Regions from separate parts of the Homo sapiens genome. Here region 1 is linked to region 2. Evidence: read pairs that join two places in POLR2A ChIA-PET (ENCODE). Cell type or tissue: PC-9. All regions are shown on one strand. Links, peaks and the distances in the headings refer to the core of each region. The heading gives the core; the rest is flanking DNA. Region 1 overlaps PTPN3 (protein tyrosine phosphatase non-receptor type 3). Region 2 overlaps PALM2AKAP2 (PALM2 and AKAP2 fusion).

What was found. Peaks named below come from ENCODE experiments on the same cell type or tissue, not always from the same donor. Only the 100,000 strongest peaks of a DNase experiment are listed, where the experiment ranks them.
Region 1: POLR2A ChIA-PET joins it to region 2 with 7 read pairs; 1 of 35 experiments calls an interaction of 5 or more read pairs at or near these places.

What each region holds. Positions count from the first base shown.
Region 1 is chr9:109,478,053-109,483,432 of GRCh38, reverse strand. The region is part of intron 1 of PTPN3 (protein tyrosine phosphatase non-receptor type 3); the gene reads left to right. Among named protein-coding and RNA genes, the nearest start is that of PTPN3, 18 kb to the left of the region's middle. In PC-9, for the core only: no CTCF peak of the experiment used is centred there; no DNase peak of the experiment used is centred there; H3K4me3 peaks cover 456 bases; H3K27ac peaks cover 3,539 bases.
Region 2 is chr9:109,790,910-109,796,289 of GRCh38, reverse strand. The region is part of intron 1 of PALM2AKAP2 (PALM2 and AKAP2 fusion); the gene reads right to left. Among named protein-coding and RNA genes, the nearest start is that of PALM2AKAP2, 13 kb to the right of the region's middle. In PC-9, for the core only: no CTCF peak of the experiment used is centred there; a DNase peak (open chromatin) is centred at 2,899; H3K27ac peaks cover 2,922 bases.

The sequences.
Region 1 (5,380 bases), core at 282-5,281, 310 kb after region 2:
CCTTGTACCCCAGCACCTGCCTCACAGCTGGTGTTAGTGAGAGGGGTGGATACAGGTTTTGAAGGAAGAATGAGTAAAGCCTGTGATCAAAAGGGAGTAGGAGAGCCCAGCACCGAGCTGGGGCACTGGAGCCTGTCGCTGTGGACAGGAGGCCCAGCTATGGCATTAGCCAGGCCTTTGGTGAAATTGCCAGGAACATGGTCTAAAGGGTACTCGCATATTGGGCGTCAGCTCTGAGGAGCGAGGGCTGGGCTGTGAGTTCTCTGAAGGTGTGGAGGGCTCCATGGGGGAATGGCAGTTTCAGCCAAGAAGCTATCATGTTGATCTGGGAGCCAAGAGCAAACCTACTTTTCTTCTGCTGCCTTCAGGAAAGGACAGGTGCCCAGATTTATGCAGACTGGGGATCAAGACTTTTCTCCCTGTGCATCAGGGCATGGATAGCAGCTCTTCCTGAGGCTGAGTAGAAGCAGCAGATAGGGCTCCAACACCGGGCAGTGTCTAGAGCAGCCCACAGCCTTAGCACCTGCGAGTGCTGACGAGGACCCTGTGGGTTAATGTCAGTTTCATTTTCCTGAGGAGGAAATGGAATCTCAGTGAGGTTCAGTAACTTGTCCAAAGCCACAGATCTGGGAAGTGGAGGAGGCAGCCCAGCACTGGAGCTGGTTTCTGGGGGAGGAGTGGGTCCAGGTATGGATTAAAAGGCCAGAGCATTGCAGAGGTGGTAGGGCAGGGCAGACAGTGGATAGTGGGAGGGAACCCAGGAAGAGGAAGCAGGGTTGGGGATGCAGAAATGGGACAGGAGGCAGCAGAGAGTCAGAGGACGGAGATTTAAGCAGTTTAACACCCTAGCACCAATAAAGCATTAGGTGACAGCATTTAAAACAAAAAAAATTAGATCAGTTTGACTTTCTTCTGACTCATGATTGCTCATCATAGAAAATAACAGAAAAGTTGAAAGAATAGAAAAACTAACACATGTGGGGTTTTTTTGTCTTTCAGATTCCTTTGTTTTAATTAGTTGCGGTTATCCCGTAGATACAACTTTATAACAAGCCTCTTAATATTCTAATCACACAGACATCCTGTGGCTGTTTTGTGGCTTACTTAACTGGCCGTCCGAAATTGGCAAGTAGCTTTTTTGTTTGTAATTTTCAGTGTTATAAATGTTGCTGGGAGGAAAATCTCTGCAACTAAAACTTTTTTTCATGTCTGAATATATCCTGACAGCAGGTTCCTAGAAATGGAATTACTTAGTCAGACTGCCTTCCAGCCCCATTGGAATGGTATGCTGTGTTAGCGCTGACACAAGCCTTCTAAAAGTGCAGGTGTAATCCCTGCGCGCATTAGTTGTTCATTCATTCATTTGTGCATTTCACACACATTTCTTAAGCGCCTATGGGCAGAGGCTCCATTTTCTATGGCCTGATCAGCAGGGGAGCAGCTGCCAGCATCTTGGACCTGACCGAAAGGCGGGGGAGTTTCTGACTGTACACAATGTCCCAGCCCTCCCTGTCTTTGTCACAGGCCCAGGAGCGCTGGACAGCCTATGGGTCCAGAAGTAAACTTGGGTGCCTCTGTGGCTACAGGGTCCAGGCAGTGCCCACCCATCTGCCTTCCCCTCTTGTGACACTTAGTGACATGCTACACACTGAGTATGGGGTTCCCAATTTTATCAATTTATTCATGCATTCCATAGATACTTAGTGCCTCATGTGCACTGGACACTGTTCTAGATGCCATGGAGATGGCAGTTCACTACTAAAATCCCTGCCTTTAAGGAACTTACATTTAAGGAGAAATCTAAAGTAGGGTGAGAGGGAGAAGGAGTGATCAGGGAAGGCCTCACTGATGAGGTAAAATTTAAGCAGGCACATGAAGAAACTGAGTGAGAGAGCCAGGTGCATATCTAAGGGAAGGGTGTTCAAGGAGAGGGAACAGCACGTGCAAACACCCAAGGTTGGAACAAGCTTGGCACCACCTGGGAACAGCCAGAGAAGCATGAGACCCTGGTGGAGCAGAATGAGATCTAGGACTCAGGGTTCATTTCCCCATCCCCTTTGGAGATTTTAGAACCAGAGGGCCACCCCTCCTCTGTGAAGCAGTTCAAACTAACCTCATGTATTTCTCTTGCTTATCTATAGTTGGCCATCACTGAGACCTGTGTTCGGTGGGCTCTGGCTTTGGAAGTCCCTGCCATGCCCTGCCCTGCCCTTGGGTTTCCTTATCTGTGCACTGAGGGACTTGAACCAGGAGACTGGCAAGGGTACATTGGGCTTTCCTCTGTCTTGTCCAGTTAGGTCTGTGAGTTAGATCTTGGGTAATTTTTAGGTTAATATTAGGAGTGTGTAAATGCCGTTGTTGATATTTAATTCTTAATATGTTTAGCCTATTAGATTTCCTTTGTTATGAAAGAGTCTCCCAGCCAGCTGTGGGCAGCAGTCATAAGAAGTGAGTGGAGGGATAAACCTAGTGGTTTATCCATCAACCATCCAACCATGCATCCATGCATCCATCCATCCATCCATCCATCCATCCATTCATCCCACAGTGAATTATTGAGCACCTGTTGGGTACCAGCCACTGGGCAGGCTGCCTGTGCGGCAGTGGTGAGATTTTAAAGACTCAGACCCAGCCTTTTTGTGTAGGGATGTTAGCTCTGCCAGAAGATCGTGCTGGTGAAGGACTCCACTCAGCAAGACCAGAGCAGCTAACACATCATACCATATACAAAAATTCACTCAAAATGGATCAATGACCTTAATAAAAGACCCTAAAGCCATAAAACTCCTAGAAGAAAACATAGGGGTAAACCTTCACAACCTTGAATTTGGCAATGAATTCTTGGATATGACACTAAAAATGCAAGTAACAAAAGAAAAATAAATTGGGACTTCATGAAAATTAAAGCTTTTTTGCATCCAAAGACATCATCAAGAAAGTGAAAAGGCAACCTATGGAATGAGAGAATAGGCCAGGCGCAGTGGCTCCCACTTGTGATCCCAGCACCTTGGGAGACTGAGGCAGGCAGATCATTGAGTCTAGGAGTTCAAGATGAGCCTGGGCAACATGGTGAAACCCCGTCTCTACAAAAAATACAAAAATTAGCCAGGTGTGGTGTGTGCCTGTAGTCCCAGCTACTAAGGAGACTGAGGCTGGAGGATCACTTGGGAGACACAGGTTACACTGAGCCAAGATGGTGCTACTGCCCTCCAGCCTGGGTGACAGAGCGAGACCCTGAAAGTCAACAGCTCACACTAACACAAAACAAATTTTAAAAATGGGCAGAAGACTTGAATAGACATTTCTCTAAAGATGCACAAATTGCCAGTAAACACATGAAAAGATGCTCAGCATCATTAGTCATTACGGAAAATGTAAAGTAAAGCCACAATGAGACACCACTGCACACCTACTAGAATGGTTATGATCAAAAACAGGAAACTAACAAGTATTAGCAAGGATGTGGAGGAATAGTAACCCTCTTATATTGTGGTGGGAATGTAAAATGGTGCAGCCTCTGTAGAAAACAATCTGATTATTCCCCAAAAAGCTGTACATAATAGGGCCAGGCACAGAGGCTCAGGCCTGTAATCCCAGCACTTTGGGAGGGTGTATCGCTTGAGCTCAGGAGTTTGAGACCAGCCTGGGCAACAGGGCGAAACCCAGTCTACCAAAAGTACAAAAGCTTAGCTGGGCGTGGTGGCACACACTTGTAGTCCCAGCTACTAGGGAAGCTGAGATGGGAAGATCCATTGAGCCTGGGAGGCGGAGGAGGCTGCAGTAAGCTGAGATGGTGCCTTTGCACTCCAGCCTGGGCAACAGAGGAAGACTGTGTCTCAAAAAAATTTTAAAAAGCTATAGATAGAACTACCATGTGACCCAGCAATCCTACTCCTACGTATATACCTGAAAGAATTGAAAGTGGACTCGGACAGATACTTGTATGCTGAAATGATAAAATTTAAGCATTGCAACACCATTCACAATAGCCAGAAGGCAGAAACAACCCAAATGTCCAATGACAGATGAATTGATAAACAAAATGGAATATCATTCAGTCATAAAAAGAAATAAAGTTCTGATACATGCTAAAATATGGAGGAACCTTAAAAACATGCTAAGTGAAATAAGCCAGACTCAAATAGACAAATACTATGTGGTTCCACTGATGTATCTAGACTAGGCAAATTCGTAGAGGCAGAAAGTAGATTAGAGGTGGCCAGGAGTTGGAGGAGGGGTGAATGGGGAGTTATTGCCTAATGGGTACAGAGTTTCTGTTTGGGATGATGAAAAATTTCTGGAAATAGTGGTAATGTTTGCACAACATTGTGAATATAATTAAAGCCACTGAATTGTACACTTAAAAATGGCTAAAATGGCAAGCGTTAGGTCCTATATATTTTACAATTAAAAAAAAAAAAAACGCTTGTTTACCGGAGATTTAAAAGAACAGAAAAAAAGAAAAGAAAAAGAAAAGACCAGAAGAGGTAGTGGGAGGAGCACGTCTTTGGCAGGAGCCACCGGTTTGGATTCTGCCCTGCCGCTGGGTCACCTCAGAAACACATGTGGTAACCTCATGGGCGAAGCCTGGTCCCCTCTTTTGATGTGAGAGTCCAGTAAGATGGTGAGTGTGGGCTCTCTCCTGGGTCATGGGAGTTGCTCAGGGAATGGCTTCCCATCCCCTTTAATTTCATCTTTTCCATTGTAAAAGATTGTTCTACCTGGTAGAAAAGACAGAACACAGTTAACTTGGCGATTTTGCGCAAATCATCATCAGTTACCTTGCTCATGTTTAGCCATCCTCCTCTAGGTGGTGGCCCAGCCCCTGTCTGTCATCTCGTTCCTCCTTTCTTTGGTGTTTTTGCCCTAACTCAGGGCTCTTCGGGACCCCCACTTCCTTGGCATTGGTGCCTGTCCTTGGTCACATGCTTCCTCTTCCTTTTCTGGGTTTACTGTGGATTCTTTCTGACATCTGAGCTCTGCTAGTGAGAAGTCATCTGAACACCCAGCCACAGTTATGTACACCCACGTGGTGGAATATCGTAGAGTCATAACAGAAGGGGTCAGGGAAGTGTTTGAAATACCTGGACGAATGTTGGATAGTGATCATGAGAAAGAGTGGAATATATGATTGCATAGACATTACAAGTTCAACTTTTTAAAAAACACAAACAAAATTGTTGGTTGGCTTGTTTTGTTCAACCTGAGCACATCAGAGTCCACGCCCTTTGTAGCCACTGGTCTGAGCCGCCCTCTCCTTCCCCTCCAAGGTTCACTACCATCTGTGGTCAGATCCCCCTTTTTCACAGCCACCCAGGGTTATTTCTTGCTACCTGAGCCTCTCTCCTGGCAGGTTGAAAGAAGCTCAGGGTTCAGACAC
Region 2 (5,380 bases), core at 146-5,145:
GACTGTACATCAATCAATCAAAGCACATTATCTATCACAGTTTTCTAATATTTTGCTGACTATATATAAATTTCATTGGTTATATTTTTAATCCTAAATATTTTATTTTGTGCATTTAAGCACTATTCTGAAAAGCGACCCATAGGTTCCACAAGACTGCTAAGGAGTCCAAGATACAGAACAAGAACTCTGCTAAAAGTCACTAAACTTGCTTTGACACTATGCAAAATGTGTTGTGACAGGCGGAGAGTAGATAATGGTGAATATGACATAGTCATTGGCCTCAAGAAGTTTACAGTCAGGCAGGAGAGACAGACAGGAAGTTATATTCTTTGCCCCTCTCTTTTTGTTCCCTGACTTCTATTCCCATCAACAGAGTACAGCACCTCTGCTCGCCCATATGGCACTCTGTGATCTAGAAAAGGTGCCCTTTCCTCAAAACCTGCTGGAAAATTGCCCTAACAAATACACAAGGCTACAGGGACCTTGTGTGAACAGTGCCCTGGCACAGGGCTCAGCAGTAAGGCTGAACTACAGCACCAGCCTAAGGCCTGACTATAGTGAATCTCCGCAGAAATGTTAGGTAAGAAGGTTCCTTACACGTGTATGCCAACTCCCTCATCTCTTGCCCATGGAAGACAGCTCTAATCTGTCTTAATGTCCTTTCTCCAACACCTAAAATGCAGCTTCAAAGATCTTCCCACGGCGGCACTATAGATGGACACTTTCTATCAGTTAGAGTTCACATAGGAGCTGAAAACCATCTGCCATCCCAAGCTTAAGGATTTACCATTTTTTTAATTTTATTTTTTATTATACTTTAAGTTTTAGGGTACACGTGCACAACGTGCAGGTTAGTTAAATCAATATTGTCGTGAGGGATTCTAGAAAATAAAAAAGACTTTGACATTTAAAGAAATTAATCCCTAATGATGAGAGTGAAGACTTAAAGGGATAAATCCCTAATGGTAAAAGAATGGGAAGTACATTTGGTCAGGTAACCTTTATGTTATACTACATCAGTGATTTTCAAAGGGGTTATTTTTTTCCCCAAAGGATATTTGGCAATGTCTGGAGACCTTCTTGATTGTCACAATGAAGAGTGGGGTGTGCTACTAGCATTTAATGGATAGAGACCAAGGATGCCACTAACATCCTATAATGCAAAAGATCGGCCCCACAGACAGCAGAAAATTATCTATCCCAAAGTGTTAATGGTACTTCAGTTAAGAAACCTTACACTATAGGGTTGGCTTCCCATTCTCCAAGCAGCTGCTCAGAAGTAGCCCATCTAGAGAATTTCAGGATCAAGCATATGTATGACCAGAAAAGCAAAGGCTGTCCATCTGCAGTGAGCAATTGTGAGTGTCCACAACCCTGTCCACTTCAGCATGGCCACAGGGCCGACGCAAGTACTGCAGCAATCATTCTTTAACCCGATTTCACAATTATGGCTCTGCTATCTTCCAAAACCTTGAGCAATTTGAAAATATTTATTAAGGCACCAAAGTCCCTTTGGAAATTTCCAGGCAGACCAGACTCAAAATTGTAGCTGGTGTTTTTGAGTAAGAAATGGAAGAGGGCAGAAAGGAAGTACTTAATGATTCAGAGACACTAGGGTCGATCCTGCTACCACTGGCCATGGGCAACTTTTACCTAGTGGCCACTCTATTTGTAAATCAAGGCCCTGGTCCCAAGGGTTCCATGAGGTAACTGAACAGGGAAGGCTGGCCAGAAACCACTCCTCTCTGGCTCCCTGCTTGGACTCAGGGAATGTGGCTGGTGTGCTCTCTGACCTTTAGTCTTTCACTAAGTGTGCTTAAAGTTCCCTGAAAGAGAAAAGTGAGGGTTCAGGCAAAATCCAGGGAGCAAAAAAAAAAAAAAATACACCTGGAAAATCTGCAGTGCTTTCCCTCAACCCTCAGTCCCTGTCAATAGAAAGAAATGTTTTTAATTGTATGGACTTATTTCAGATGGGCCAAACTGTTAACCCTAAGAGATCAGATTTTCTGGTTTTCAAAAAACAACAACAACAACAACAACAACATGCAGTTGGCTTAGATAGCAAAGGATATAATGAGAAAATTCCACAGCGGCAAAACTCACATGCCAGCTTCGGTAAACAAAACCTCTCATCATGGTAAGCCCAGAAAACAGTGAAAAGGATGTCTGAGATGCTTTATTGTTCTGGACTGTAAGCAATGAGGCAATAGTGATTTCTTTAGATAAAAGGCTCCTGGAGCCTTCATCGCAAATACAGCCATTGAAATACGCCATGTAGAAAGCAGGGGTTGGCAAAGTTTTTCTCCAAATGGTCAGATAGTAAATATTTTTGGCTTTACAGGCCATAGAGTCTCTGTTTTAATTATTCACCTCTGCCATTATAGCACAAACTTAGCCATAGACAACACATACATGAATGGGCATGGTTATGCTCTGGTAAAAGTTTATTTATGGATGCTGACATTTGAATTTCATACAAATCTCATGAGTCATAAAAGATCCTTTTTTGAATTTTTTCAAATTTGTAAAAATATAAAAACCAGGCACTGCTCATAGGCCTTATGAAAAGAGGCTGCAGGCTGAATTTGGCCCACGGGCTATTGTTTGCTGGTCCCTGGTCTAGACCGAAAAGTGGAATTTCCACTCATTTTTCATTCTGAAGCTGCTATCTAAAATCAATTTTCCTCCTTGCCTCCTTGTGATTCTGAAATCACACTAGTAAAATGGAAAAATGAAACAACAAACAAACAAGACAAATAAATCAGCCATCACACCACTCTCCACCAAAGTATCCAGGCTGGGAAGGATCTGGTTGTGATCACTGTGTGACTCATCTTCTACCCACCACAGGGCACTGTCCTGCTCAGTGCAGTATAAGATATATGGCTTGCTGAAGGCTAGCATTCCAATGTTATTTTTAAACTCATCCAGTTTGAGCAATCTCTTTGTTTAGTCTTTTCAGACTTATATTATTCAAAGGTCAGGCCAGAGAAAAAGGGTAGAGGAGGGGCTGTAACATGAACCAATTTCTGAAATCCAGTTGTCCTCCTTCCTTGAGCACATATTAGATCATTTCTTGTTCTCTGGAAAGGATAAAACCAGTTGGTCACAAAACATTTCTTGAAAATCCATTTATGTGTATAGAAAGCACTCTTATCCTTCCAACACTTGCCCTATCTCCCTATAAACATGCTACTATTTAAAATCAAAGCATACAATCGCTTCTTGGCCTTTGGCTAAGATTAAGTGTAATAAAATCAAAGAGTATTTTCAAAGAGTATTTTCACCCTTTGGTGAAACACAGAGAAAGTAGGTTTTGAACTTACATGAGAATGTGGCATGAATGTGAAGAGGATGGGCTTGCCAGATAAAATATGGAATGTCCTGTTAAATGTGAATTTCAGATCAACAACAAATAATATTTTAATATAAATATGTCCCCATGGAATCACTGGGCATCCTATACATTTAGTTGCTAAATGGAACAACCCTAGTAGGGGATAGTGAAAAGACGACCCAGGCTGGAGCAGAAGGTATGTATTAGGAAGAAGCAAAAACTTGTTATATAGGTATGGTAGGGTGCTCATTATGAAACAGTTCCCCACCAATGGCTGGGAACCCAAGTTTCATGTTCTGGTCAACCCTCCCACCCTCAACTGATTTTTAGGGTCTTCAAAGTCAGGGTATAAGGTAGCCCCAAGCAGAATGACTTAGATTCCAGTTAGAGTTTTAAAATCAGCCTTCCTGGGAGACTTTTGGGGGTGATGGAACTGTTCTGTTGCCTGAGTATACCAGTGATTGCACAAATCTACGCATGTGTTCAAATTGAGAGAGCTGTACATCAAGAAAGTCAATTTTAGTGCTGGGAGCAATGGCACATGCCTATAATCCCAGCTACTTAGGAAGCTGAGGTGGAAGGATCGCTTGAGCCCAAGAGTTCAGGACCAACCTGAGCAACATAGCGAGACCCAGTCTTCCAAATTAAAGAATTTAATAAGTCTATTTTTCTCTTCATTCATTTTCATTTTTTTTAAAGAGTGCTTGTAGTTTTTACTTCTTACAGAGAACTGATGAGTTCATCCAGCATGCTGGATAAGGAACTGATTTAAGTAGCAGCCCTGACTCTGACCCAAGACTATGGTTTTCTTATAGGGTATGGATCCCACCAAGGTGCCCAACATACATAAGTGTATCTACAACTCACATAGCTTTATACTGTACCAACCCCCCAGCCCCCATTCCCACATACTATTGGTTTTGTAATTAAATAAAATAGGTTGTGACATGCAGACGTGGAAAACTGGTGGCCCAGGCTGGGGGTAGAGGGGGAGGGTCATTGAGACAGGGAACAAATCCAGCCTACACTGTGTTAAAATCTGTGTTATGTTTGGTTTGGCCCATACAGTATTTAAACTGTTGTGAGCATTTAAACATCAACAGACTTCCTTCAAAATTGGATTTCCAGGTTCTCTTGGAAAAGCAGGAGACCCTGGGCTCAAATTCCCACACAGTGCCCATCAGTTGGAGTTGAGCACTCTCTGTCCCCTCAGGAGTCTGCCCTCTCTTGGCTACCACAGTCCCAAAAGCTCAGCCAAGTCAACCTGGTACCTGTGCACATCTGAGATCTCACCCCCCTAACATAAGGCATTCAGCAGGGTGGCTGGCACATGGACCCTCTCCGGAACTGGGAGCCCTTCCCTCCAACCCCTTAAGAAAAGCTACATGATGAAGTACCATCTTTCCCTTGCTTTCTGAAGCCTGGGGTGCCCTATCTCCCTATAGGGGAGAGGGCGCACTTCTGCTGGAGGAAGGCTGGAAAAGGCTCCCTCCACTGCCATGCCAGGCTGCTTCCTGCTTTTCTCTGTGGACCCAGGCTGAGAGGGGATGAGAGATAGAACCATCCAGAGGCAAAAGCAGGAACATGTCAAGTAGAAAGAGATGACGGTGGAAAGAGAGAAAGGCAGGTGATTAAGCAGTTTACATTACTTTCAACTTTGCCTCCTCTTGTCTGTATTTTTCAGAGTCAATATTTTCTCTTCATTCTCCCTCATCGCATCCAATACTGATCTGACATATATCATTCTCACTCCAGTGTAAATAAGGATGGGGAGTAAACAGGCTACTAGTGTCTTATCTCTAGTCACCAGTAAGATTGGAAAGTACATTCTACTGCTGCCTCCAGGACCTCCTCTGTCTTCTGACCCATCTCCGCCAAACCTATCTCATCTATTGTTAAATATCCTTCGGGTTTTGTGGTGAGTTTTATTTGATTAACAACACTGAATTTTGAACACACATGCTCAGACATCAATGTTCATGAACAAGACTGCCTGCATACCACCTGGAAAAGAAAAATAGGCCATGCAGGTTACAGGAG